Regions from separate parts of the Homo sapiens genome. Here regions 1, 3, 4 and 5 are each linked to region 2. Evidence: chromatin contacts called from ENCODE Hi-C or POLR2A ChIA-PET data. All regions are on one chromosome and are shown on one strand. Each heading gives the region's core, a stretch centred on a gene start or an enhancer-like site at or near the end of the contact. The rest is flanking DNA. Distances are from core to core; before and after follow the strand shown. Region 1 holds the start of TTBK2 (tau tubulin kinase 2). Region 2 holds the start of CHP1 (calcineurin like EF-hand protein 1). Region 3 holds the start of ZNF106 (zinc finger protein 106). Region 4 holds the start of TMEM87A (transmembrane protein 87A). Region 5 holds the start of UBR1 (ubiquitin protein ligase E3 component n-recognin 1).

What was found. A loop is a pair of places that touch in the nucleus more often than their neighbours do. ChIA-PET counts read pairs that join two places held with the same protein, here RNA polymerase II (POLR2A). Pooled maps may share reads with other maps.
Region 1: a loop to region 2 is called in a map of B cell, with 15 times the contacts of the local background. The contact joins the promoter of TTBK2 here to the promoter of CHP1 in region 2. A Hi-C loop is called at or near these places in 2 of 168 maps with a recorded cell type or tissue (B cell and naive thymus-derived CD4-positive, alpha-beta T cell) and 7 of 50 pooled maps.
Region 3: a map of naive thymus-derived CD4-positive, alpha-beta T cell shows a loop between it and region 2 (13-fold over the local background). The contact joins the promoter of ZNF106 here to the promoter of CHP1 in region 2. A Hi-C loop is called at or near these places in 1 of 168 maps with a recorded cell type or tissue (naive thymus-derived CD4-positive, alpha-beta T cell) and 6 of 50 pooled maps. POLR2A ChIA-PET finds 5 or more read pairs at or near these places in 1 of 52 experiments (endothelial cell of umbilical vein).
Region 4: a loop to region 2 is called in a pooled map, with 12 times the contacts of the local background. The contact joins the promoter of TMEM87A here to the promoter of CHP1 in region 2. A Hi-C loop is called at or near these places in 1 of 37 single-sample maps with no recorded cell type and 9 of 50 pooled maps. POLR2A ChIA-PET finds 5 or more read pairs at or near these places in 1 of 52 experiments (CD4-positive, alpha-beta T cell).
Region 5: a map of naive thymus-derived CD4-positive, alpha-beta T cell shows a loop between it and region 2 (7-fold over the local background). The contact joins the promoter of UBR1 here to the promoter of CHP1 in region 2. A Hi-C loop is called at or near these places in 1 of 168 maps with a recorded cell type or tissue (naive thymus-derived CD4-positive, alpha-beta T cell), 1 of 37 single-sample maps with no recorded cell type and 7 of 50 pooled maps.

The regions. Positions count from the first base shown.
Region 1 is chr15:42,918,051-42,923,584 of GRCh38, forward strand. It overlaps TTBK2 (tau tubulin kinase 2), which reads right to left and starts at 2,728. Exons shown (of 15, transcript NM_173500.4): 1 at 2,388-2,728. RefSeq lists enhancers at 2,046-2,546, 2,547-3,047, 3,250-3,349 and a silencer at 2,320-2,729.
Region 2 is chr15:41,229,487-41,235,365 of GRCh38, forward strand. It overlaps CHP1 (calcineurin like EF-hand protein 1), which reads left to right and starts at 1,782. Exons shown (of 7, transcript NM_007236.5): 1 at 1,782-1,963. The coding sequence starts at 1,897. EXD1 (exonuclease 3'-5' domain containing 1) reads right to left here and starts at 1,271. Exons shown (of 12, transcript NM_001286441.2): 1 at 993-1,271. RefSeq lists a silencer at 1,296-1,355 and enhancers at 1,476-1,545, 1,566-1,625.
Region 3 is chr15:42,487,146-42,492,597 of GRCh38, forward strand. ZNF106 (zinc finger protein 106) reads right to left here and starts at 3,996. Exons shown (of 22, transcript NM_001366845.3): 1 at 3,835-3,996. It also overlaps a transcript of SNAP23 not described here. RefSeq lists enhancers at 3,469-3,658, 3,709-3,758, 4,059-4,168.
Region 4 is chr15:42,270,627-42,275,859 of GRCh38, forward strand. TMEM87A (transmembrane protein 87A) reads right to left here and starts at 2,807. Exons shown (of 20, transcript NM_015497.5): 1 at 2,629-2,807; 2 at 1,437-1,497. The coding sequence starts at 2,772. It overlaps GANC (glucosidase alpha, neutral C), which reads left to right and starts at 2,575. Exons shown (of 24, transcript NM_198141.3): 1 at 2,575-3,884. The coding sequence starts at 3,856. RefSeq lists enhancers at 2,157-2,406, 2,567-2,796, 2,769-3,968.
Region 5 is chr15:43,102,568-43,107,859 of GRCh38, forward strand. UBR1 (ubiquitin protein ligase E3 component n-recognin 1) reads right to left here and starts at 3,471. Exons shown (of 47, transcript NM_174916.3): 1 at 3,375-3,471. The coding sequence starts at 3,455. RefSeq lists an enhancer at 3,290-3,569.

The sequences.
Region 1 (5,534 bases), core at 1,478-3,977, 1.7 Mb after region 2:
CTTGTCATAGATTTGTATTTATTTATTTATTTATTTATTTCAAGAGATGGGGTCTTGCTCTGTCACCCAGCCTGGAGTGCAGTGGAGCGATCACAGATCACAGCAGCCTCAACCTCCGATCCACCCCCTCAGTCTCCCTAGTAGCTGGAACCACAGGTGTGAGCCACCATGCCCGGCTAAATTTTTGTTTGTTTTTTGTAGAGACAGGATCTCCCTGTGTTACTTAGGCTGGTCTCAAACTCCTGGGCTCAAGCGATCCTCCTGCCTTGGCCTCCCAAAGTGCTGGGATTACAGGCATGAGGTTTTTTTTTTTAAAGCAGCAAACATTTATTATCTCACACAGTTTCTCAGGATTCGAATCTGAAAGTGTCTTAGGTAGGTGGTTCTGGCTCAGAGTCTCTCATGAGTTGCAATCAAGCAGTCATCTGGATATGTTACTTTTTAAAGTTATAAAGCATATAAAAAAGTGGCTGCCCCCCACCAAAGTGAAATTTAAATTCCATGATCACAGCTAACTCGGATCTGTAATATTCATTTACTTTGAAAAACCAATAACTTATCATTGCCACATTTTTAGTGCACTTTTTAGAAGTAAAATACGCTCGAAAATGGTCTAAATTATGCAAACTTCCCTTCTAGTATTACATTTAAAGATACTTGAAGCCCCACATAATTGAGTTCAATTTGCTAAAGCAAATGAGGTCTAACCTCTTGAAGATTTCCTGAAGTATTAAAATAATCAACACTTAAAATCAAAAGAAGATACAACAATCTAAAGTCATATATAATGCAATAGAGAATTTACTAAATTATGTATTAACCATAGTACAAGATAATGAGCAAGATATATTATTCTCAGCCCCCTAACCAATGTACAAATTTGCATCAACTTGATATTATATATTAAATTAATGAAGTTATGGACTTTAATTTCTTCTGTGTCTAAAACTGGAAGAGGGAAGAAAGCATTTCCTAACATTCTATCATAAAAGAAAAATGTTAAGAGAAACTTTCCTTTAAAACCATGCTTCATATGTCCCCTTCGGTGTCTTGATAAAATGTTATCATACAGGAAAACATAAGCTTCTAAATCAAAGATTTCCTTCAATGTTTTCAATTTGCATAGATCACAATATAACACACACATTATTTGAAACATTTTTTGACTTCAGACAAATGCCTCAAGATTAATCATATTAAGCTATATTTGTCATCATTACTGCTTCTTTATTTAAAAAAAAAAAGGAAATAAAGCAAGCAATACATAGCATTCAATTCCCTTGATAAGTTAAAATCATTTCCCCCTTCTATCCCCAAATGAACTTTATTCTATTCCATTTAGCCAAAGGTACACAGCCAACACATCTTTGTGTTATACTGTGGCAAATCAGGGTTTAGATACCAATGCAACTATTATCAATGGCTCAGAACCAAACATTGTTAACAAAACACACTGAGTGGATCCTCCCTCTGCGTGTGTGTCTACATGTGCCCATTCATAACATGACCCTCCTACACACACAGAAACTCAATTTCTACTGAATTACAAAACATCTTCACATTATTAGAAGTGTATAATAAAACTGTCCTCTTTAATGTTCAAAGAAAGAATAATTTCTAAAGCGATGAGAGAGAAGAGTTAATACCAGGATTGCTGCTACCCATCAACTTTAATTCAAAGCAAAGTACAACTCAATGTCATTTTTACCTCTACTGTAGCCTCGACGGATACAAAATTAACTTCGCTGTAGAATAAAGTATCCTGGCATCCCAATGGATTATTTACTTCTCCGATTTGACAGAACATATACGTGAGTCTTTTGTCCCTCCCACAGCATCCCAGGGTGTCAACATCATCTCTGCCACAGCAAATGACGAGCAAATCCCTCAGATCATTACTTCAGCACCCTAAGTACAAGAAAGTCGCGGCCTTCACTGTCGTTACAACACAGCAAACAGATTCAGTAGTCCCATGTTCCTTTCCATGATAGTTGGGGAGGCGGGGTGGGAAATAAGCGCTCAGATTTCCTAGGAATCCTTCGTGTTCGGTGCTGGTACCAGAAGTGGCATGGGTACAAGTGATATGTGGGTCACCCACAGAGAGAGACGCAGAACGAAGCTTCGTGACCCTCCAAGTTCAGTGAAGACACCCAAAGCCTGGGGCAAAACGAGGCGGCAGCCTTCGGGGAAATCGGGCAGAACCAGAACGATCTCCGAGATGGAGAGTGACGGGGTCTGGCACGAGCCCCGGGCTTGCAGCGAACTGAAAGTCCCCGGTACCCCTCCCCTCCTCAGCAGGCTCGGTCACTCGGCGAGGGGTGCGGCCGGAGGAGGGGGTCGAGACTGGGGGAGGGCGGCGCCCTGGGGGGTCGGGGGGTGTGTCCTACCTGGGCCGTGGCGGACGCAGGGGTTTCTGGAGGAGGGCTCTGGTCCAGCTCAGGACCGGGACCGGCGGGGGTTAACCCTCGGCAGGCGGGACCGCCACTGCCTGCCCATCCCCCACCGCCGACTGCGGCGGGACCCGAGCGCGGCTTCCAGGGCCGGCCGGCTGGGTAGTCCCCTGGGGTACCGTCCGCGTTTACTGGCGGCGGCGGCGGCGGCTGCTGCTGCTGTTACTGCTGCTGCCGGCTCCCCCAAGCCGCTGCTCTTGTGCCAGCACCTGCTCCCCCTCCTGCCGCCGCCGCCGCCTCGTCCCCACCGCTCCCATCGCCGCTGCGGCGACTACTGCAGAGCCCGCTGACCCGACCCGACGTTATTCTCCCCCCTCGTAACCCGACACAGCCTAGCCCACCTGCCCTGCCAGCGCGCACGCCCACCTCTCCGCTACAGGTGCTGATTGGAGAGTGCGTTCCGAACTCGCAGCGTCGGTTGGCTAGTCCCATTGCCTATCACGAAGGGGGCGGAGAGTCGGGCAGAAACCGTCTCCGCCCCCCACCGGAGAATTGCCGCTATCTTCAGGTTTGCCTGAGAGGGCGAGTTACCGGGAAAGGAGCATCACAATGGCAGCGCGCATGCGCCTAGGAATTCTGGGCCTCGTAGTTCCAGCCATAGCCGCAACTCCCCGCCTGTCCCGAGGAGAGAAGTAGGGCTTCCGAGACAAGTAGTTTGCGCACATAGGTGTTCTCCTAGCGTGACAGTTAAATTGGTTATAGAGGGATGGTTGGGACCCCATGGTTGGGCTTTTCGGAATAAAATCGGAAATGCTTTGTCACGATACGAAATTACACACTGAGGCAGTCGCGATGAAGGGCCCAAATCGTGAGGCCCTGCAAGCCTTAAGGATCCATCCTCTTCCTCAGCATCAGCGCTGACAGCATCCCGCAAATTGGCGCCGTCCCCAGAACCGCCTAACGTGAAGCTAATCATCTTTGGGGGACTGGGGAAGGGCCTTAGGTGTGACGAGGAAAGGAGATGGGCACTTCCATAAACGAATGTCAACTTGGAGACCGGAGTGTCCTTACGGTTTCACAACCCAAGAACAAGATTTCATTCCCTTTGTGAAACACCACCAGCTAAAGACTCAATGGCCAGCCCCGGTGCACACCAGTATGCGATGCTGAGCAAGTGTATGCGGGAGGTGCTCAAAGACTTTCAAAGAAAAGCGAGGAGGGCGGAGCAAGGACGCTGTGCAGGATGCGTTTCTATTTAGTGTTGTGTCAGTCGCTTTGGCGAAGGAAAACCTTAAGATTAAGCACCTCTCCCATCTTTGCCCACCAGTGTACAGTAGAGAAAACACATGAAAAACGCTAAACAGCTTTCCTAAGGCTATAAACTAATCAGTGGCAAAACCAAAACTCAGGTCTCTCATACGCCCCACATCTAATGTCCTTTCTACTTAAGAATCACAATGATCCCCAGGGTTCTGCCATGAATGGAAAGAATGTAATGAATTATGAACTTCATTTTTACTTTAAATCCTTTTCTTCACTCAAGTGACATTGTCATTAAAGCTGATTAAGAATATAGAAAGGTAAATGACTAATCCTATATTCAATCTTGGAACTGTTCCTATAGAATCTGTTTCTTCTTGCTCAGGAAGTGCCACAGCCTCTTGCCATTCTTTTTAAAAACAGCAGGCATCTCTACTCTCTGTCATGTCCAGATCCTTGGATTGAAAGCAGGACAAAATGTACATTAAAGGCAAGTGATGATGCAGCTCATCTTGTTCTATGCAAACATAAAGATGTTGCCAAATTGTTTTTTATTTCTACTGATTAAAACCACACGTTACTTTTTCTATTACTATGTCTAATAGAGTACTTCATTCATTTCAGAGTATTGACCAATCACATAATTTGAATAAGAAAACATTAGGGTTTCTGTAAATATTTTTCTTTAAAATTAAAGAAGTTTATAGGGGCCAGGCACAGTGGCTAATGCCTGCAATCCCAGCACTTTGAGAGGCTGATGTGGGAGGATCACTTCAGTCCAGGAGTTCAAGACCAAACTGGGCAATGTAAGGAGACATAAGGAGACTCCTTCTGCACACACACACACACACACACAAAATGATCACGGAAGCATGGATTTAAAATTTTTTTTAATTAGCCGGGCATGGTGGCATGCCCCTGTAGTCTCAGCTATTCGGGAGGCTGAGGCAGGAGGATCGGTTGAGCCCAGGAGTTCAAGACCAGCCTGGGCAACATAACAAGACCTTGTCTCTACACACAAAAAATTTTTAGTTAGCCAGCCCTGTCTCTACTAAAAATACAAAAATTAGCCAGGTGTGGTGGCATGCACCTGTAGTCCCAGCCACTTGGGAGGCTGAGGCAGGAGGATTGCTTGAGCCCTGGATGTCAAGGCTGCAGTGAGCTATTATCGCATCACTGCACTCCAGTCTGGGCAACAGAGATACCCTGTCTTTAAAAAAGAAAAAAAAAAAGTTTCTAGGGAAAAAATGTCCAGATTCATTGAAATTAGGCTTAGCAATAAAAGCCTCCCCTTTTCTCCAGTCTTTTCCATTTTAGAATTATTGAGCTGTCCCCAGAGATACTCTTTCAGTCAGGCTAAATGTCAATGTAATATGTTATTCAAGAGCTGGTACTGGAGTTTAGGAATCCCCTTTGAGTTATAGATATAGATAGATCTCAAGTATATATATAAAACTCAAATATATATGCATGTATCTCTTTTAAGAAATAAACTGAGCATAGTGGCTCACACTTGTAATCCCAGCACTTTGGGAGGCCAAGGCAGGAGGATCTGTTGAGCCCTGGAGTTGGAGACCAGCCCTAGCAACATAGTGAGACTCTGTCTCTACAAAAAATATATATTTTTAATTAGCTGGCCCCTGTAGTCCCAGCTACCCAGGAGGCTGAGGTGGGAGGATTGCTTGAGCCCAGGAGGTCGAGGCTGCAGTGAGCTATGATTGCATCACTGCACTCCAGCCTGGGTGACAACGCAAGACTCTGTCTCTAATACATAAATGTGGTAGCCAGACTTCCAGATGGCCCCCAATGATCCCTACCTCACTTACTCTCATTCTTATTTATTCCTTTCCATACTGAATTGGACTGACCTGTGTAACCAATAGG
Region 2 (5,879 bases), core at 532-3,031:
AGCCAGGTGCGGTGGCTCACGCCTGTAATCACAGCACTTTGGGAGGCTGAAGCGGGCAGATCACCTGAGATACGGAGTTCGAGACCAGCCTGACCAACATGGAGAAGCCCTGTCTCTACTAAAAATACAAAATTAGCTGGACACGGTGGCGCATGCCTGTAACCCCAGCTACTAGGGAGTCTGAGGCAGGAGAATCGCTTGAACCCGGGAGGCGGAAGTTTCGGTGAGCTGAGATGGCGCCTTTGCACTTCAGCCTGGGCAGAAGAGCAAAAACTCCGTCTCAAACAACAACAACAACAACAAACAAACAAAACTCTAGTTCTTCAAACTAGAACCTCAGCTTGCAGGGAACGTGTGGGGCCTCAGGCTAAGCTGTAAAGCCTTAGGTAACACTTAAAACTAGTAACTTAAGTTGACCTGGGAAAGCCTGCTACGACAAAAATATCCTGGTACTTGGGTACTAACAGCAGTCAGAATTCGGTTCTTCCTTATCTTATACGTGTTCTAACCAAACAGGTGTGAAGGGGTAAGGCAGGTGAAGCAGTAAGAACTGGTTCACCTGAGAGTAGGCACTAATTTAACGGGTGGCTTTTACCTTTTTTTTTTTTTTTTTTTGAGACGGAGTCTTGCTCTGTCACCCAGGCTGGAGAGCAATGCCGCGATCTCGGCTCACTGCAACCTCCGCCTCCCGGGTTCAAGCGATTCTCCTGCCTCAGCCTCCCGAGTAGCTGGGATTACAGGCACGCGGCACCACACCCGGATAATTTTGTATTTTTATTAGAGATGGGGTTTCTCCATATTGGTCAGGCTGGTCTCGAACTCACGACCTCAGGTGTTCTGCCCACCTCGGCCTCCCAAAGTGCTGGGATTACAGGCGTGAGCCACCGTGCCAGGCCTACCTTTTTAATCAAAACAAACAATACACCATGAGAATAAAATGCAAAATTTCTCATTTTTAAGACAAAATAAGGAACTTCAAATAAATGGCGGACCATAAGCTAGGAATTCACTGTCCTCCATCGTTAGGGCTTTTTCCTCCGAAGGAAGTTTGGGAAATCTGGATCCTAATTTCAGCCAAGTGGTGCGTTCCTCGAACTTCAGTCTAGAACTAAAAGAAGAGGGGCTGCAATGAAGGAAGAAGTCTCGGGACGCTCCACGCCACCCGGCGGCGGTTATCAAATCACAGGCTGAAAACCTGGAGAAAGGTCCGCGACGCCGGGGACACACGCCGCAGAGGCGACGCCCGCCCGGCCCAACGTCCAGTCTCGTCTGTTTCCCGAGGAGCCAATCAGCACGCGGCCCCGAGGCCGGCTCCCCAGCGCCCCCTGCGGCCGGGAGGAGGACGGCAGCCAGGAAAGATGAAGAGCGCGTGCAGTCCCCGAAGGGTACACCCTAGGGTTCCCCCCCACGCGAAGTTTCTCTCCGCAATCCGTGCCACCTATCGAGTAGGATTCCTAGTGTTCGATTCCTGTGAGAAAAGGTAGACTACGCTGCCTGTCGCAGGTTAGTTTGTTGTAAAACTGTTGGTCAATGACGTTGCCCTTTTAATTGCGTCGTTAGCGACCGAGTGGCATCGCCCCTTTAAGGCCGGTGGCAGCTGCGGTTCCGGGGGCGGGGTCCGTCTTCAGCAGGACTTGGGCTGGAGCTGGGCTGATTCATTCGGGGCTGGAACTCGAACGCTGACGTTGGCTCCTGAGCCGGGCGCTGCCTCGCGCCTGATTGGCGGGTCCTCGGGGCCGCCCTCCCCAGCGCACCACCCCTGGGTTCCCTCCCGGGTCCGCAGTGGAAACACTGCCCTCTCCCTTCTTGACCCCTAGCCCTTCCTTCCCTCCCTCCTTCCCTCCTGTCGCCGTCTCTTCTGGCGCCGCTGCTCCCGGAGGAGCTCCCGGCACGGCGATGGGTTCTCGGGCCTCCACGTTACTGCGGGACGAAGAGCTCGAGGAGATCAAGAAGGAGACCGGCTGTGAGTTCGGGTTGGGGGTGGGAACGCCGGGCGCCTCAGGCTGGCCTCACAACCAAGGGCGGCTGTCGCTAAGGTCTGGAGCTCGGGTGCCTGTGAGGTTGGGGGGTCCTGGGCAGCCTCCAGGTTTGGGGACCGAGAGCTGGAAGACCTGTTCTTCCAGCTGCAGCTTCCTGGAGCGGGGCTCTAGCTACTGTGGGGCTGTCCTTCCCTTCAAAATCGGGACTCTTGATCACTCGTAGAGCGTCGACGCCCCCCTTTTCTGCACCCTGCCCATCAAAGTCCCCGAACTCCTTTCCTTTCTGTTGCCTCGCACCACCCTTCCCTATGAAGAGGCATCCTGAACAGTAGGTAAAGCCCGAGAAGCAAATTCAGGAACTCGAGATGGATTCTGTAGAAAATCCGTTTCTGGGTAAGGACCTAAAACCTCTGACAACTATGGGAAATTACAAACAAGTTCTTGTCACAAATTGGGAAAACCACCCAGAAAGCAAGACCGTGTAGTAAGGCTTTGGGAGACATGACCCGATGCCTGGAGACCTTTAAACAATCAGGGGTCTGGGATTGTGAGACTTCTTTCAATCTGAACTTCTAGAGAAAAAACACGGATACTGTGACCACCAGTTTTTTACTTACACGACGATACTTGCTGTCCTAATCTCATATATGTATTGATTTCTACTATGCTGGTGTACTTTTTTATTCGCTATTGAAATTGGATGTGCTCCAAAAATCTCCGTGTGAATTTGTACTAGGAACTGATTTTTTTTTTTTTTTTTTTTGAAACGGAGTCTCCCTCTGTCAACCAGGCTGGAGTGCAGTGGCGTGATCTCGGCACACTGCAACTTCCGCCTCCCAGGTTCAAGCAGTTCTCCTGCCTCAGCCTCCCAGGTAGCTGGGAGTACAGGTGCCTGCCACCACGCTTGGCTAATTTTTGTATTTTTGGTAGAGATGGGGTTTCACTATGTTGGCCCGGCTGGCCTCGAACTCCTGACCTCAAGTGATCCACCCACCTCGGCCTCCCAAAGTGCTGGGATTACAGGTGTGAGCCACCGTGCCCTGCAGAACTGATTTTTTTTTTTATAGTCCAGTCTCTTCCTCATTAGTCTGAACAAAGGAGCAAAAGGACTCGGGATTCTGAAGCGCTGTAAAATACCATCATAACTTTGAATAGTCCTTGATAATGCAATGTATGATACAATTGTATTGATGCATACAATATTTTATCTTTTCAGTAAACCTTTATGATTCTTATTGAGTTAATGAAGGATGTAGCACCTGAGCTCTGTCTCTTCATCATACTTGTCTTTGATAATGACATGACCAGTAACTCACTCCGGCCCATATGCAGATAGTACTGAGGAGTGCTATGGGGAACTACAGAATTTTTCAGGCCTGTTTAAGTGCTGTTCTCTGCTTTGTGACAAGTTCAACTTTCTGGAGTTTTCAAGTTGGAAGGGATGTTTTCTAGCCCCACCCCTTTCTGGACTGGTTTGCTTCTTTCAGCCTCCCCTAAAATATGGCCCTTAAGCCTCTCTGTAAAGACATTTAATGATGGTAACCTCTCCACCTACCAAGGCAGTCCTTTTCACGATTTGAATGACCCAAAGTAGTTAGCTCTTTATAATTTGCAGTACTTGTTTGGCCACTGACTTACTCTGACCCTCGGAGTGGAGACGCAAGCAGTTTGGATTCAACAAGCATTTTATTACGTTTTGTGGCCATAACTTCTGGCCACATTTGTAATTAGTACTACTTTAGGTCTAGGGTGACACCGAATTAAAGTATTTGTGTTAAAGAGTCACATGGAGAAATAAGCAGAATCAAAGAGAAATAAATATAGAGTCACATAATGAGAAAGTGTAAACCATAGTGAAGATGCAAAAAGCCATTTTTGCTTCAGAATGAAGGGAGCAGTAATCCCATTCTGGTTTATATACATTTGACCAAATGGAAATGACCTGGATGGGATATTTTTACCATGTGGCTTGTGGACAAACAACTAAGTGCTCATGGAAAAGCTGTTTTCCCCATTGCCAAAGAGTGAGTCACTTGTGAGGGAGATTCTCTCCACAACCAGTGCAAATGTATGTATTGAGCCAGAATGCTTAGTGAAACAAGTGCTTACTGAATTTTTACAGTGTCTGTTCAGTACTGTGCTAGGTACTCAGAGCAGATGGTGACAAAAAACGCCCCCAACCTGGTTGGGGAGATAAGCCCAAGAGAGTTATGATTAGCATCATGACATAAGAAAGCTGAGAATTGTGTGTCATCCACCTTCAGAAATCAGGCAAGAGAGAGAGTCCTTGTGGGCTGTCCTCATGGAGGACAGGAATTGGGCCTTGATACATGGGTGGAGTAGATTTGGATAGATTAACCTAGGGCATTTTGGGTGACTTCCAGGAGAGATCTCCCCCTAAGCCTGCTACAAAGTCATTCCTTTGCCCTGGGAACCATCAGTTTATCCAAATAGTGTCCATCATCAGAGTTGTTTTTTCTTTTTCTTTTTCTTTATTTTAGAGACAGGGTCTTTGCTCTGTCTCCCAGGCCGGACTGCAGTGGCTTGAGCATAGCTCACTGCAAGCCTTAAACTCCTGGGCTTAAGCCATCCTCCCGCTTCAGCGTCCCAAGTAGCTAGGACTACAGGCGCATACCACCATGCTTACCTGATTTTTATTTTTATCTTTTGTAGAGATGGAGTCTTGTTATTTTGTCGAGGCTGGTCATAAACTCCTGGCCTCAAGTGATTCTTAGGCCACTTCAACCTCCCAAAGCACGGGGATTACAGGTGTGAGCCACTGCGCCAAGCCCAGAGTTGTTTTTTCAAGGAGTAATTTGGTATGATGCAAAAGATTTTGAAGAATAAAAACGGATATCTGGAGTGGGTAGAGAGGTGGAATTTGTCCCATTTTCATCTGCCTTTTCTTCTATGAAGAATTTGGAAAACTATCTATCAGAAGCACTTTAAGAACAATTATAAGACATTTTACTACTTCCTTTGCCAGTACAAAATGTAACATAATTGAGGAATACTAAATTTATATTCAGTGCAAAAGCTGTGCATTGGAATTTGATGATTATATTTAACCATATTTTTTGCAAATTTAAAAAGATTAGAATTTCTACATGACTAGATTAGCTGGTATTTGATATTTAATGAATAACAGTAAGTGTTTGGAAAAGTAATTCTGGATAAGAATTACCTGTGATCCTCAGTTTCATCATCTGTAAAATTAGAATAATAATAGTGCCTACTTTATAGGATTCTTACGACAATTACATGAGATGAATTATGCAAACTACTTAGAATAGTGTCTGGTATAATAAACTTCATGTGAGTGTTATTATTTTGAACCATAGTTAACAATCGTCTTATTGGGAAAATACCATTTGCATGTACTAGTTATAAAAACTATGTGTAGGGCTATATCATTGGGGAGGTGACAGCATTTTATACTTCTTTTTGTAGTGGACAGTTGATTAGGAATTAAGTACAGATGTTTTGCCAATTATAAGGAAATAAAATTTTTAAAGGAGTTTTTAACAGTTTATGAAACTGTTATGATGTTTTAACAGGAATTGTCTAAGAAATGCTTTCTATTGGCATATTTGCTAAATTATCTTTGTTCTACTACCTTCTTTCAGACTTCTGCATTTTCATAAAGCTTATTTGAAAAAAAGGTGTAATCGGGGATAAAGCCACAAATGTCTTAGGAGTTTCTGTAATCATCACCCTTAATTCACTTAATTGTAGCAATAAGCTGGCTGTGAATTACTTAAAACTTTATGAGGCCAGGCGCAGTGGCTCACACCTGTAGTTCCAGCACTTTGGGAGGCCAAGGTGGCAGATCGCTTGAGCCCAGGAGTTCAAGACCAGCCTGGGCAACATAGGGAAACCCCATCTCTACAAAAAAATAAA
Region 3 (5,452 bases), core at 2,746-5,245, 1.3 Mb after region 2:
ATCTTTAAAAAAATAAAATAAAATAAAATAAAAAAGCTTATAGGGAAAATATGGCCTGGATGCAGTGGCAGCACACTTATAATCCTAGCACTTTGGGAGGCTGAGGCAACAGAATCACTTGAGGCCAGGAGTTCAACACCATTCTGGGTGACACAGTGAGACCTCCTCTTCACACACACAAAAAATTTATTAATTAGCTGGGCATGGTGGCACGCACCTGTAGTCCCAGCTACTAAGAAGGCTGAGGTGGGAAGAGGATTGCTGGGGCCAAGGAGTTTGAGGGTGTAGTGAGCCATGATCATGCCACTGTACTTCAGCCTAGGTGACTGAGCAAGACCCTGTCTCAAAAAAAAAAAAAAAAAAAAAAAAGCTTTTAGGAAAAACTATTACTACCCCCTCCTGTTTCCTAGCCACCGCCACTTCCAGTCAGCCACTCTTGTGAGTTTCTTATTTGTTTTCCAGAGATATTTTTCAATTTTTTTGCATGAAAATACAAAACATAAAATTTACCATCTTAACCATTTAAGTGTAGTTTAGTGGTATTAAATACATTCATAATGTTGTACAACCAACACTACCATCCGTCTCCATAACTACTTGCATCTTGCATAACTGAAACTTTATATCCATTAAACAATAACTCATTTCCCCCTCCCTCAACCCCTAGCAACCACCATTCTACTTTCTGTCTCTATGATTTTGACTATCCTCCACAGAGGATATTCTATGCATATATGGTTGTCCCTCGATATCCATGGGGGATTGGTTCCAGGATCCCCCTCAATACCAAAATCTGAGAATGTTAAAGACCCTTATATGAAATGGCACAGTATATGCATGTAACCTACACATACCTTCCGTATACTTTAAATCATCTCTAGATTACATGTAAGACCTAATACAATGCCTACACATAACTTCATTTATGTGGATGCAATGTAGTATGTACTCAGCACGTAGCAAATTCAAGTTTTGCTTTTCAGAAATTTGTGAATTTTTTTTCCCCAAATATTATCCATCCAAAGTTGGTAGAATCCATGGATGCAGAACCCATGGACGGATATGGAGGAACAATTGTATATGCAATACATAATATTTTTATAAAACCACAGTGGTTGCAAAATGCACACCCTCTTTTGCACCTTTTCTTTCTCACTATATGGGAGGTCACTCAATATTAGCACATATAGAGCTGGCTCATTCTTTCTAGCAAATTCATACATTTATTTAACCAATCCTTCACTGATGAAGACCTGGGAGCTTCTTGATAGTTTCTTTCAGATTAAAACATGCACAAACATGCACACACACACACACACTCGACTGTAGAGTTTCCACTAGTGATTTCACATGCTAGAGGTCCAAGTAGAGCATTCATATGTAACTTGTCTGCCCAGGTGCTCTTATTCATTGGGTACAGAAATTAATCCTAAACTCTCCACTAAGATACTCCCAATTACAAAACACACAATACATAGACTTCTCACTGAGCCATTCCTGGTCCCAGAACCAAGTCGTCTAGCATCTTCCATTCCTCTCAACTCTTGTAGAGCAGCCTTCAGACTACACGTGCACTAATCTAGATGTACAATAATCACTATTCATAGTCTTTCCTTTTTAAATATCTTCCTTTTAATCAAAACAATTGAGGCCGGGCACTGTGGCTCACACCTGTAATCCCAGCAATTTGGGAGGCTGAGGTGGGTGGATCACCTAAGGTCAGGAGTTCAAGACCAGCCCAGCCAACATGGTGAAACCCCGTCTCTATTAAAAATACAAAACGTTAGCCAGGCATGGTGGTGGGCACCTGTAATCCCAGCTACTCGGGAGGCTGAGGCAGGAGAATCACCTGAACCCAAGAAGCGGAGGTTGCAGTGAGCTGGGATTGCGCCACTGCACTCCAGCCTGGGCGACAAAGCAAGGCTCTCTCTAAAAAAAAAAAAAAACAACACACACACACACACACACACACAATAGGTTCTGAACTAGCCTGATCAGATTCGTTCACACCCTCTACCTCCTGCCAGGCCATTTTTTATTATTTTTTAATTTTTTTTTTTTGAGATGGAGTTTCGTTTTTGGAGTACAATGGCACAATCCTGGCTCACTGCAACCTCCGCCTCCCAGGTTCAAGCGATTCTCCTGCCTCAGCCTCCCAAGTAGCTGGAATTACAGGCATGTGCCATCATGCCCAGCTAATTTTGTATTTCTAGTAGAGACGGTGTTTCTCCATGTCGGTCAGCCTGGTCTCAAACTCCTGACCTCAGGTGATCCGCCCGCCTCGGCCTCCCAGAGTGCTGGGATTACAGGCGTGAGCCATCGCGCCTGGCCCCTTCCAGGCCATTTTAAAGTTCTCCTCGAAAACCATCTAGTATTTCTAATTAAAGGGCTCCTACTATCTTCTAGACTCAAGAGTTAACTCTAGGCATGGCGCGGTATTGGCAAATGTGTAGTAGATACTAAATAAATTCTAGTTGCATCTGAAAATTGTCTTTCATTATTTCATTCACGACCAAACTTGAGAACGGGGCTTAAAGCAAATTTTAAGATTTCCCATGCTATTTACAACAGTACTAAGCTCTTAATAAGCACTCAAAAGTTATCTGTGGGCCGGGCGTGGTGGCTCAAGCCTGTAATCCCAGCACTTTCAGAGGCCAAGGTGGGTGGATCACCTAAGGTCAGGAGTTGGAGACTAGCCTGGCCAACATGGTGAGACCTCGTCTCTACTAAAAATACAAAAATTAGCCGGGCGTGGTGGTGGTGCACGCCTGCAATCCCAGCTACTCGGGAGGCTGAGGCAGGAGAATCTCTTGAAACTGGAAGGCGGAGGTTGCAGTGAGCCAAGATCCCGCCACTGCACTCCAGCCTGGGCGAAAGAGCGAAACTCCGTCCTAAAAAAAATAATAATAATAAAAATAAATAAAAATACAAAAAATTAGCCAGGTATGGTGGTGGGTGCCTGTAATCCCAGCTACTGGGTAGGCTGAGGCAGGAGAATTGCTTGAATCCAGGAGGCGGAGGTTGCAGTGAGCTAAGATCGCGCCACTGCACCCCAGCCTGGCAACAAGAGCGAAACTTTGTCTCAAAAAAAAAAAAAGAAGTTATTTGTGCTTTGAATAAACTGGATATAAACCATTATGGTGGATACAGCACTTATTTGCTAGGTAAGAGAACTTCGCTTACCTAGGATGACAGTCTCAAGTTGCTAAAAGCCACGGATATCTCAAACTTCTCAATAAGATGCCTTAATCTTACTCTCAAAGATGATTACACAACAAATTGAAAGGGGAAGAGGATGTAAAGCATTTCCTCTCCACAATTATACACCGAGATTCGGACTAAATATTAAACGGACACAGTAAGCTGTTGTTACTATTTGTTATTAGTTGTTATTATCAAGACGCATCCCACAAGGAGAGAAACGAAAGGAGGAAAAAGAACGGAGGTTGTCAGTCGCGAGAGGTTGAAATGTGTCCCTGGCCTGAGACCTACGGGCTTTAAGGACCAGGGTCTTTGGACTCCCTGCCCAACTGGGGACGAAGGAGGTCAGTGGCTTCCCCTAAAGGTCAAGGCTTTGGAGCCACGTTTCCTTCTGGGGCTGGGAGCAGAGCTGGAACGCCCCCGCGAAAATCCGTACCCCGAAGCCAGCAGCACCGCCTGCCCATAAACCCGCGCCGGCTCTGGGAGAGTGGACCACCAGGTTGCCCCTGAGCCGCAGCCTGCAGGAGTAGAAACCCGGTGGTGTCTTGCAGCCCCACAACCTCCCTAAGGGGCAGACGACCAGGACCCTTGGGCTCCGATACGCTCAACGCAGGCCGGCCCGTCGATACTCACATTCACAGCCAACCCCTCTTACTCCATCAGGCCGCCGAGAGCCAGGCGAGGGAGCTCCCTGACGCCTCAGACGCCCCCTTCAGTTTTGGGTCCGGGAGCCTGCTCCGGACCCGCTCCCCGCCGGGCCCCGCCACAGCCGCCGCCAACGCGCAGGCGCACACCGAAGCCGTCACGCTCGCTTTTTTTTCCTTTGCCGTCCGCAGTTCTCAATAATCTAGCTTTATTTGAACACAAGAGAGTGAACAACGGACACACAGGAAGAGGTTTTTCTCAAAAAGAATGGAGGAAGAACAAAGGCAGGCCCGCTTGCGGGAGAGTCAGTACGCAGCGTTGGACGCTATGAACAGCCTCCCTGGTCCCTTTTTCATTCTCCTTGTTTCTCCTTGTTCTTTCCCGGCCTCCCTGTAGCTCCTACTCTCTTCCTTGGTGTCCCGCCATTTCCTTTAGTCAGTGGCAACTGTTCGGGCTACATTTTGAAAACACTCCTTCCTTGTAAAACTTTCTGAAGTTGAATGGAAGGTGCAAGAGCTTTAGAACAGCCAGACCTGAGTTTCAGATCTTGGACTAGCTACGAATAATTTGTGACTTTGGGTAAATTACAATTCTTCTTGGAACCTCAGGTTCTTGAGTTAAAATTAGGATAATGTTATCTCACAGGGTGTTGCTAGGATTAAATAACATAGGTCAAGTGTTTATCTATGAATGCTGCCTATCACAGAGCAGACATTCCATAATACTGACTTTATTCTTACTCATGCCTAAGGTATTTATAATATTTTTTAAGTAGAGACGGGGTTTCACCATGTTGCCCAGGCTGGTCTCAAACTCCTCGGCTCAAGTGATCTGCCTGCCTTGGCCTTCCAAAGTTCTGGGATTGCAGGTGTCAGCCACCGCGCCCAGCCTACATTTATTATTTATTTATTTAGTTAGTTAGTTAGTTAGTTATTTTGAGATGGAGTCTTGCTCTGTCGTTCAGGCTGTAGTGCAGAACCGCTCTCTTGGTTCACTGCAACCTCCACCTTCCGGGTTCAAGCGATAATCCTGCCTCAGCCTCCCAAGTAGCTGGAATTACAGACGTGCACTACCACGCCCAACTAATTTTTGTATTTTTAGTAGAGATGGGGTTTCGCCATATTGGCCAGGCAGGTCTCAAACTCCTGACTTCAAATGATCCGCCCACCTCGGCTTCCCTAAGTGCTGGTATTACAGGTGTGAGCCACCGCGCCCGGCCGCCTATATTTATTATTAAACTTAGCCCATACCCATTCCCTCAGAAACCTAATTTTAGTGACTAAGACTATCAGATAAATGAAATGACATTCAGGTTGATAATTATGTGGAGTGTCCCTCCTATATTATTGAGATTATAACATCTCTGTTTAACAAGACCTTCAACGTCTCAAATAAAAGTAAGCAGCGGTGGGGCACAGTGGCTCACGCCTGTAATCCCAGCACTTTGGGAGGACGAGGTGGGCAGATCATGAGGTCCAGAGATCGAGACCATCCTGGCCAACATGGTGAAACCCCTTCTCTACTAAAAACACAAAAATTAGCTGGGCGTGGTGGTGCGTGCCTGTAGTCCCAGCTACTCGGAAGGCTGAGGAAGGAGAATCGCTTG
Region 4 (5,233 bases), core at 1,557-4,056, 1.0 Mb after region 2:
ACACCACTAGATCAAACTACACGAGAAAAAAAGACTGGACCTAATAAAAGAATAAAACAGCAAACAGGCTGTCAAGCTATTCCAAAAGACAAGGGTTACTAGGTTACCCAGTAAACCAATCTCACAAGGCCAGTGTCAGAGTAGATTTGATCTAAATCAAATATAAGTCACTGGTCAGGAGACTGATTACATATTCATGGATACAGTATATATTCTTCAGAGAAATTCTACCTGCTGTTTTCACTCCCACTAGAATGTAAGCTCGATGAGGGAAGAACATTTTTCTATTACTTCCCCACAGTCTATGCAATAAGTAATAATTACTCACTAAACAATTGAAAAGAATAAAATTATCCAACTATGACTTAAAATTTTGCACTTCCGTGAAGACAGTATGCATAGAATCACACATCTATCATCAGGATTTTTATCCCTCATCTAGAAATAAAGCTGCCCACGATCAATCGTTCTCTAAATTAAAGCCGGTTTCAGAACTAAAAGGAAGCTTTTACTGAACACACAATGGGATACTTTAGATTCAGATACAGTCATTTTTCCACTAGACAAACTAGTTTTGTTCTACATAATCCCTATTTCTTGATAATATCTGAGCTTCCTCTTCCAAAGCAGTAAAATACTCCTTTTGTAAATAAAGGATCTACTAAATATATTCCTTCACAGCCAACGGCCTGACAAACCTAGGTCATGTTTGCAGTAAACATTTAACAAGCACACAAGAGTAAAACCTCTTTAATCTACACAGAACAGATTAAAACCACCATGCAGGGAATCAACCCCAACATAATCACAGTCATTCACTACATAACATTTCAGTAAATGAAAGACTACATATACAACGGGGGTCCCATAAAATTGTAATATCGTATTTGTACTCTACTTTCCTATGTTTAGATATACAAAAACTTACCATTGTGTTACAACCACCTATAGCATTCAGTACAGTAACATGTTATACAGGTTTATAGCCTAGGAGCAATAGGCTGTACCATACAAACTAGGCGTGTAGTGCCATCCAGTTTTAAGTATACTCTATGATGTTTGCATAATGACAAAATCACCTAAGGATGCTTTTCTCAGAAAGTATCAACTGTAAATGTAATTCGACTGAGATGTGACTGAATATTCAATGTAGTATATACAGCATATATATTAATATATACATTATATATACTAATATATAATGTCTACATAGTGTATATATGCAATGTAAACACCAGAAAAACAAGAGAAGAAAATAAAGTTCACACGAGTACTTTGAAGATGATTCAGTAAAAGGACCTTAGTAATACTAAAAATATTTATACCTAGATAATGCCAGACTATTAGATTTCAGAACTTATAAAATAGGTAATTTAAAACATTACCTATAAATTTTTAAAATTCAAATTAAAACTTCATGAAATTCAAAAACTCACACTTCAGGAAGATAGTGGTATTTCTGAAGAGGATCTTTCCAAAACTAAAATAATTTTTCCCCTGCAAACATAAAGGAAAGATAATTAGCCTCAGATGGCTTCAATTACCAAAGCATCATATAACTATCTAAGACTGCTAGAAATTCCAACTTAACTTAAATCTTTATGGGACGTACCCCTTAATCAGTTCATTCCCTTTACTCACCAATCACTGCTCAGAATAACCAATCATTTTTTCTAATGAACTATTCTGTGTGCAAATAACCAGAGTTTTATTTTCAAATCTAAAAAGACTTAACTATTAACCATTTTAGTAACAAGTAAAAACCTAACTGAACACCTGAAAATCTTCACCACTGAACAAAAGGTATAACGTTTACCATAATAAAAGCCCAAATAAGATTTGGACATTACAGTCAGTGAGCAGAGCAGAATGAAACAAAAAGGCCAACGTAGGTTTAATGGGGCTAATGCTTTTCAGCATTTCCTCCCTGCATCTGGTTTTTGTCTGCTCACAGGACTATACCTGTTACTGAAATAAGGTTTAAAATGGGTAAGGGGCAGAAAGGGTCAACCCATGTAGTTAATTATCCAAATGAAAGACTAGCCTTACCACATTAAATTTTAAGTACTATTTCTTCAATTTTAACCATTCCCATGTTAAAACACATTTCTTAAATCTCTATGCTTTCTAGTCACACAGTAAAGCTTAGAATAGCCATTCCAAAGTTGAAGCGAAGTCGAACCATCTCGTAAGCAGAATTACCCAGGGACCAAGAAGTGCAGAGGAAGAAAAAGAAAGAAAGAAATGAAGACTCCTATTTACATATCTTTCTTATCCAACCCGGGGACACTGGATTCTGTGAAACATCTGAAAGATAAACAACTCTCCGTTTGTACATCAAGTTTACATCTCAAGTCAGGCACTGAAAGTTCTGTTTTTCTGATGAGAAGCCGCTCCACCACTCCTTTCTGTTGCTGAAGTGGCCCTTACATTCCCGCTAGCCTAATCACAGAAGTGCGCGGCTTTCCACTCCAGGGAGGTGGGTCCCAGTTGGCTAGCCACACAGACCATCCCAGCAACCCCACCCCTTTTGAAGAGACTTTTGCGGAACCTTCATGGACCCCTTGGGCCGCCGTAGCCCCACCCCTTGCTCCTCTAGGTTCAGACGTTAGTGAAGTGAATACTCACCGACGGTATCGGAATGTGCCATTTGGACCGGTCGGCAGCAGCTACGGTTGCCGGTCCCGCACTGAAAAACGACAGTGGTGACGGGTGAGCTCCCAGAAGCAGAAGAATGACAGGCAACACCTGAAGCCACGCAGCCGCCGCCATCTTCACAGCCGTGGAGTGCCTACCGAAAGCATTTCACCCTCTTCCGGTTCGTCCCGCCTTCTTCCGGCTCTGCTCTAAGGGCGGGATTATCCGGGTCCTGGAAACGTCGCGGAGCTTGTTTGCTGTGCGGCGTAGCGGCCCCTCTCTCAGACAGTCGTCTGTGCGCCGTGAGACTTTGGACCTACTGCGCAGGCGTCATCCTGTTGGAACCTGGTCAGCTGGGTTAGAGAGATCGCTACATGCCAGCCTGGCCTGAGTCTTTTCTGTCTCCCAGCCGTTAAAGGTTTTAGGACCAGGCAGGCACCCCGTGCAGGATTTGGCTCTCTACTTCCGCTCGCCCCAGCCCTTCATCCCTTCTAAGTCAATGTCAGACTTTGGGGCCAGAAAGTCTGGAAAAGCCCTAAGCCTGGCTGCCCAAGTGGCGTCTAGTAGTGAGTTCTCCGGTTTGGGTGGTATTTAAGCAAAGGCTGGAATTCGGCGGTGGTGGAGTACACGCGATTCCTAGACTGGGTAGTGTAACAACCTTCAAAGGCCCCTTCTAGCCCTGAAGAGTACGATGCTGCAGTACAATCTGGCTGGAGACCTAGCCTCCAGCAAAGACCCGGCCGGCACTTCCCACCCTTAACCGAAAACGGAGACAGAGAGGGTCAGTTTTCAAAATCTGTGGCGTGACCCCGCCACTGAGATAGATCTGCAGATGCTTCGTCCCAGTCAGGGAGGCCGTCTCGGCATTTCCAGGTTCTTAACGCTCTTGATTTTTACCCTCTAGGACTCATTGCGTACACGCCCTCACCGCCGCCCAGTTTCGGTTCCTAACAAAAGCACGTTCCTCATCAGCCACCCATAATCAAGACAAATTTGCCAAATAAATCATTGTAGAAACGCTAGTTTGGGCCTGAAAAATTCCAGGAGCAAGAGTCAAGATTTGTCACTCCATGAGAATCTGGAGGGGACTCCCTTCCCAGAAACTTGACGATGAAGTACTGGTTGTAATTTTAGAAAGACACCCAATCGGCTTTTTTAAAAGATCGCCCAGGGCCCTTGTCCTGAGAGCTGGGAGCTGGTCGGAGTGACAGAGAAGCCATGGAAGCAGCAGTGAAAGAGGAAATAAGGTAAAGGCCAAGTGCTTCTGTAGCGAGTGACCCCAGGGTCCCTAGAAACAGGGAATAGTGTTTTAATTGCATTTCTTATTTGCGTATTTGGTATTTGCTGACCTTTATCTTTTCTCTCAATTCGCGGGAAGTTAGTTGATATTAATAGCCTCTCATAAAATACTTTCAGGATGGTTAAATAGGCCGGGTGCAGTGGCTCACGCAGGTAATCCCACAGCACTTTGGGAGGCTAAGGTGGGAGGATCGCTTGAGTTCAGGAGTTCGAGACCCCCTCCCCGCCCCCTCGGAGTCCCAGCTACTTGGGAGACCACTGGGAGGATGGATTTGGAGGCTGCAGTGGAGCTGTGATCTTGCCACTGCTTGGGCAACAAAGTGAGACCCTGTCTCCAAAAAAAAAGGATGGTTAAATAACATTAACAGTGGAAAAGTTGCAATCAGAACTCTTAACACGTGAATTTCAGGCATGTTGCTTTCCAAATTCATCTATAATCACCCCTTCCTATATCATCCCAGAGTTAATTCTTCGAAGCTGTAAAGAGGAAACAAAAGATTCTCCAATCTTTGTACACTTGATTAAAATAAACTGGGCCGGTTCGCTCATGCCTGTAATCCCAGCACTTTGGGAGGCCTATAGGTGGGCAGATTGCTTGAACCCAGGAGTTCAGACCAGCCTGGGCAACATGCTGAATCCCTGTCTCTACAAAAATTTTAAAGTTAGCCAGACGTGGTGATGTGGGCCTGTAGTCCCAGCTACTCAGGAGGCTGAGGCAGGAAGATAGCCTGAGCCCAGGAGGCGGCAGTTGCAGCAAGCCAAGATCGTGCCACTTCACTCCAACGTAGGAGGCAGAGCGAGATCCTGTCTCAAAAAAAATTTTTTTAATAAATTAAAATAAACGGACAAAGACTGAGTTCAGTGAAGGACAAACAGTTTTTTAGTATGGCCAAGTATATCTGCCTGGGCTTGTTTTCATAATATTTCGACGTTTGTGTTCAGTCATAGCTTTCTACATAATCATGGACATGCTGACTACAGATGCATTCGGCCACACTAGTGCATGAAAGCCGGTGTAATTTTTTTTTCTCCTTATAATCTGTAGTTGTTTTAATCAGATGGAGGCTAGTTTAAATACATATACTCAAACTTCAATATACATATATCTCATTCATGTTTTATCCCAGAAACAGCTCTTCTGGAAACTTGGTTTTAAAAAACATGGCCCCTAGTTTGTCACCTCATCTTAAAAAGCAAGAAATTCCCCTTCTACGTCTGTTCTGTTCTTATTCTAGCACCTTGCACCTCTATTAAAGCATTTGTCAGCTTGTATTGTGATTGCTGGTAAAACCCTAAC
Region 5 (5,292 bases), core at 2,221-4,720, 1.9 Mb after region 2:
GGAAGAAAATCTAGTCGAGGAAGACAGAAGGCAGAAGTTCTGGCAGACTACCTCACAAGTCTCTTGATTCCCAATTTTTCTCAGTCCTCATTATCATGGACCCAATAAACCACCCTCTCAAAATAATACCCCATGCCATCACACTACTCTCACCTCCTACGTGCTTGCCTATTGTTTCCACGTTCTTACCTCATTCTTCCATTTTCCACCCGTTTCAATCATTCCTGTTCTCTCTTTCTCATCATCTCTGTCTCACTCTCTTTTCCTCTGTGTGTGTGTATATATATGCACACATTTTCCTCCTCAAAGATCTTATCCGGGCTGGGCGTAGTGGCTCACGCCTGTAATCCCACCACTTTGGGAGGCCAAGGCAGATGGATCACTTGAGGTCAGGAGTTCGAGACCAGCCTGGCCATATGGCAAAACCCTGTCTCTACTAAAAATACAAAAATCAGCCAGGTGTGGTGGAACACACCTGTAATTCCAGCTACTTGGGAGGCTGAGGCACAAGAATTGCTTGAACCTGGGAGGTGGAAGTTATAGTGAGCCAAGATGGCACCACTATACCACAGCCTGGGTGATGGAGTAGGACTCTGTCTTAAATAAATTAAATTAAATTAAACCCTGTCTCTACAAAATATGCAAAAAATTAACTCGGCATGGTGGCACATGCCTATATTCCCAGCTACTCAGGAGGTTGAGGTGGGAAGATCATCTGAGCCCAAGAGATTGAGGCTGCAATGAGTTGTTTGTGCCACTGCACTCCAACCTGGGTGACAAAGCGAAACCCTGTCTCAAAACAAAAAGGATGTTATCCATTCCCACAACCTCAACTATAAATTTACTGATAACTTCCAAATACCTAGCTAAGTGTTACTCAAAGTGTGGCCCATACACCACTATTACAGAATCAGCAGGACATGCTTGTGAAAATGCAGATTCTTGGACCTCACCTCAGACCTACAGTATCAGTTCCCCTGGTAATTCTTAAGCAATGGCTTTTATCAATGTCCACTAATTCATACGTATTATTTTATTTGAATTGCATGTGAGATAATGTTAGGAATACTACAGCCTTCACGCTTACTAATAGCAATATGAATGAAAAAGGATCTGCAGACTAAGAAGGAAGTTTAAGGAAATCAGAGACTATAACCAGGGATTAGACTCTAATGGAAATTGTACGATTGCTTAAACCTCTATAAATGTCCCATACTATTTAACTTTGTCTAAAGATAAACAATAAGGAGTAGGGGGAACAACTGAGCTTGTATTGCTTAACAGCAAAGTAGTAAACTTGGAAGCCAGTGTCATACCATGGCTAGAATAAAATTAAAAACAGTAATAGCTTTTAAAAGAGAAAAAGAGAAAGAGAGAGGTAGAATGATCTGTAGGGTCTTCAGTAGACAGAGAGATCCAAGCCAAAAAAGGGGTTATAAAGCTTAACAGTCACAGGACTTCATTTACTGACATTACTCTACCTTGAATTAAAATTATTTGGGCCCTTATATTACCTGTGTCACCAGACTGTGAGTTCCTTGAGGCTATATTACACAATCTACCTACTACTTTGCAAAACCCAAAGCCCTGCCCAACAAAATCTAATAATATTTCCTGAGGTAAAGAGTTGCCACATAAATTCTAGCTCAATTCCTGTATCATTATCTCCAATTCCAAATTAGTGACGTCCAGAATGATGGGGTTTTATTGTATTATCTGGAAAAAATTAATGTATCAAAGCTTTAAATAAATATTAGTCTTCAGATACAAAACTATAACAATTCTTCTGACCACAGCAGTTTCCCCACTCCTTCTAACAAGCAAAACTCACAAACTACCATTAAAATGTTTCAGTTGCTTTTAAATTTGTCCTACCTCCTCATTCCTTATCATCTCAAATAAGATGCTTCCTCCTTCAGGAACAGTAGTGAAGTGAATTTGAACTGCTATTTGGGGTGGAGGAAAACGGCAAGCACTGACATAGTCAGTGGCCAAATCCTTTTTCCAACTCCCTCCCTACCTTGTTCCTACCTCCTAGACAGTCTCTTCAGTCCCTGGAGTTGACTCATGCCGTAGCTCCCTCTGTAGTTCCCTCTGTTCTCGCATAAAACAATGTTCAATTGTATGCAGGGTTAAAAAAAAAAACAAAAAACCTTCAAGAATGCTTTTAATCTGTAATCCCAGCACTTTGGGATGCCGAGGCAGGTGGATCACCTGAGGTCAGGAGTTCGAGATCAGCCTGGCCAACATGGTGAAACCCCGTCTCTAATAAAAATAAAAATAAAAAAAATTAGGCAAGCATGGTGGCAGGCACCTGTAATCCCAGCTACTCAAGAGGCTGAGGCAGGAGAATTCCTGAACTCGGGAATTTGCAGTTCAATTCCTGAACTCGGAAGGTTGCAGTGAGCCGAGATTACACCACTGCACTTCAGCCTGGGCAACAAGAGCAAAACTCTGCCTCAAAAAATAAATAAAATAAAATAATGTTTTTATTAAACTACAAGCCAAAGAAACTTCAGAAAAAATGTGTATATCCCAAATCTCTAAATGCTGCTATTTAGAAAGACAAACTAATAAAACATCATGCGGTGACAGATATTTGAATATTTTCTACATATCTCCACACTAGATGCCCTGGGCATCCAGAACATTCCCTAACATTGCCCCCTACTCTTATCTTCCTCGGCAGCTTTCTCCCTGTAGCTAGTGACTCAAATTTGTTCACTATCTGTGCCTTCCCATTCTTTCAAAATGCAAGAGCAAAGTATAGATTCCGACATCAATTAATGGTATTGCTCTGGCTTGAAATGTTTGGGAGTCCTTTCTTCACCTTTAAAAAGTAGCGACAGATGATGGGTTTCTCCACTGAGGGTTAGGCCTGGGGTTCCCAAGATGCTATACGCAAGGACAATTACTACACCTCACATCTAGACATGACTTGACAGTAGCAGCACTACCTACCAATATCAGGTCCCGGCCAGCAGGCTATGCAATAAAATACCAGGTGCTGCGTTCCCATCATCAAGAGTAAAGGGTTAGTACTGCTTCTATACGAAAATGGCTCTTGCTCCAACCCCGCCTCGGCCCCCACATCAAACCGTCTAATAACATCACTGGTTCTTTCTACTTCAGAATAGAGACATGCACACTTGAGATCATCAAGAATAATACATAACAAAGTCATTATATTCCGTAGACTTGGCTGGCAGAAATGTGGGTTGCGACTAACTTTTTATTCGGTGGCTTCCTTCCAGATCAATCCAGATAACTCCCCCTCCCCAGAGCCGCCATAAGGGGTGAAGCCCCACATCCTCCTAAGCGCAGTAGGGAGGGACCGGGGGGAGGACAAAAGAGACTTGCCTATAGGGACTTACAGATGCCAGACGCTGAGGGGTCTGGGGTAACTCCGCGCTGATTTCCATCCTCTCAGTACCTCCAGCCTCCTCGTCCGCCATCTTGAGGGAAACTGACGCCTGCAGTTGCCGACCCCCGGCCAGAGGCAAGCGGAAACCTGTGGCCGGTCGGAGAGACAGGGACGACACTTTTACGACGGCCCCTGAAGTCGGGTTTGACGCAGACTCGAGGAGTGGCTTCCGGCCCGCTTCCCGGAAGCAAGCGTCACGACGTGAAGGGACTGGAGATTTTTTTTTTCCCCTCTAATTTATCAGGCGTAGCTCTTGGTAGCTGAATGGTTGTATATCTGGGTTTGGTGCTGGGAACTGTTGCATCTACGAGGTAAAAAAAACAAAGTCAGCGTCCATTATGAAAGGAAGAAAACTTGTCGGGGGCTAAAGCAAGAACCTGTCCTAGCTGGCCGGTTGTTGGCCTGGGGATGTTTTGTATCCCAACCTCCCTGCAGTAGTTCCCCAGAGCCTACAAAATGAAAAAGAAAGTACTCACACATCTTCTATTTTTAGGATTCTACCCCGTGGGCACTTGCACATGTGTACAAAAAAAGCTCGGGATCCAGCTTTATTGGGGGACACGGGGGGAAATAACAAAAAATTGGAAACCTAGTCATTCATCGATAGAGGAAAGACAAGATATACTATGGTACATTCGCATTTTGAAATACTGTGCAGCTCTTGAGCAAGATAAATCTGCGTGAAAAGATCAAGATAAATTGAGAGAAAAAAAAGCCAAGTTGCTGCAAACTATATATTTGCACACATAGGCATTTAAATGTGAAGGAGTAAGTCTGAAAGGGGAAAGGGCAAAGTAGTAACTCTGAGGGCCAGGATTCGGATTGGAGGAAGAAGGTGGTCAAGAGCTACTTTACCTTCATTTGTATTTTAAATTTTTTACAAAACAAATAATTTTAAAGTATATTTTTAACAAAGGGAAGAAAATAAAGCTCCAAACAATGTGAAAAGTAGAGGAGGCTTTCCAAATGCTGTGGTCCACCTTGATTTATAGAACTTTCCTGCCTAAACAATGTTTCTGCTCAAATGAACTACTTCCTGGGTGCTAAAATACTGTTTTTCCAGCCTTTTTTGCCCAACAACCACAATAAATACATTTTACATCTTATCACGGTACACCTATACAAAATTAAATGGGTATATATAGAATATGTATATATATACTGAAACTTAAATTTTCTGAAACAATACTTCCAATATGTCATATTTTCTATTCAATTGCAATATGTTTATGCATTTAAGCCAAAATACTGGTTGTAGTTATTAAAGTGATACTATAACCCACAATAGGTATTGTCCCACATTTTGATAAAAATTGCCCTAAAAGTTACCTTGTCCCTTCCTGTCTCTATGCTTTTACTTCTGTAGTTCTCTTATGCTACCCCACGCTCTTCTCTTTTTCTTCTTTCATTCCTAGATAAATGAAATAGACTAGAACGTTCAGAAATAGGTCGGGGCAGTGGCTCACGCCTGTAATCCCAGCACTTTGGGAGGCCAAGGTGAGTGGATCACCTGAGGTCAGGAGTTCGAGACCAGCCTGGACAACACAGTGAAACCCCATGTCTATTAAAGATACAAAAATTAGCTGGGTGTGGTGGCAGGTGCCTGTAATCCCAGCTACTCAGGAGGCTGAGGCAGGAAAATTGCTTGAACCCAGGAGGTAGAGTTTGCAGTGAGCCAAGATCATGCCACTGGCACTCCAGCCTGGGCTACAAGAGCAAAACTCTGTCTCAAAAAAAAAAAAAAAGAAAAAGAAAAAACAGAAAATAAAAAGAAATAATAGCCACTTATCAACATCTTAATGTAATCAAAGCACTAGTATATTAATAACACTAGCTATATATTAATAACAATCCTTTAGGTAGATGTT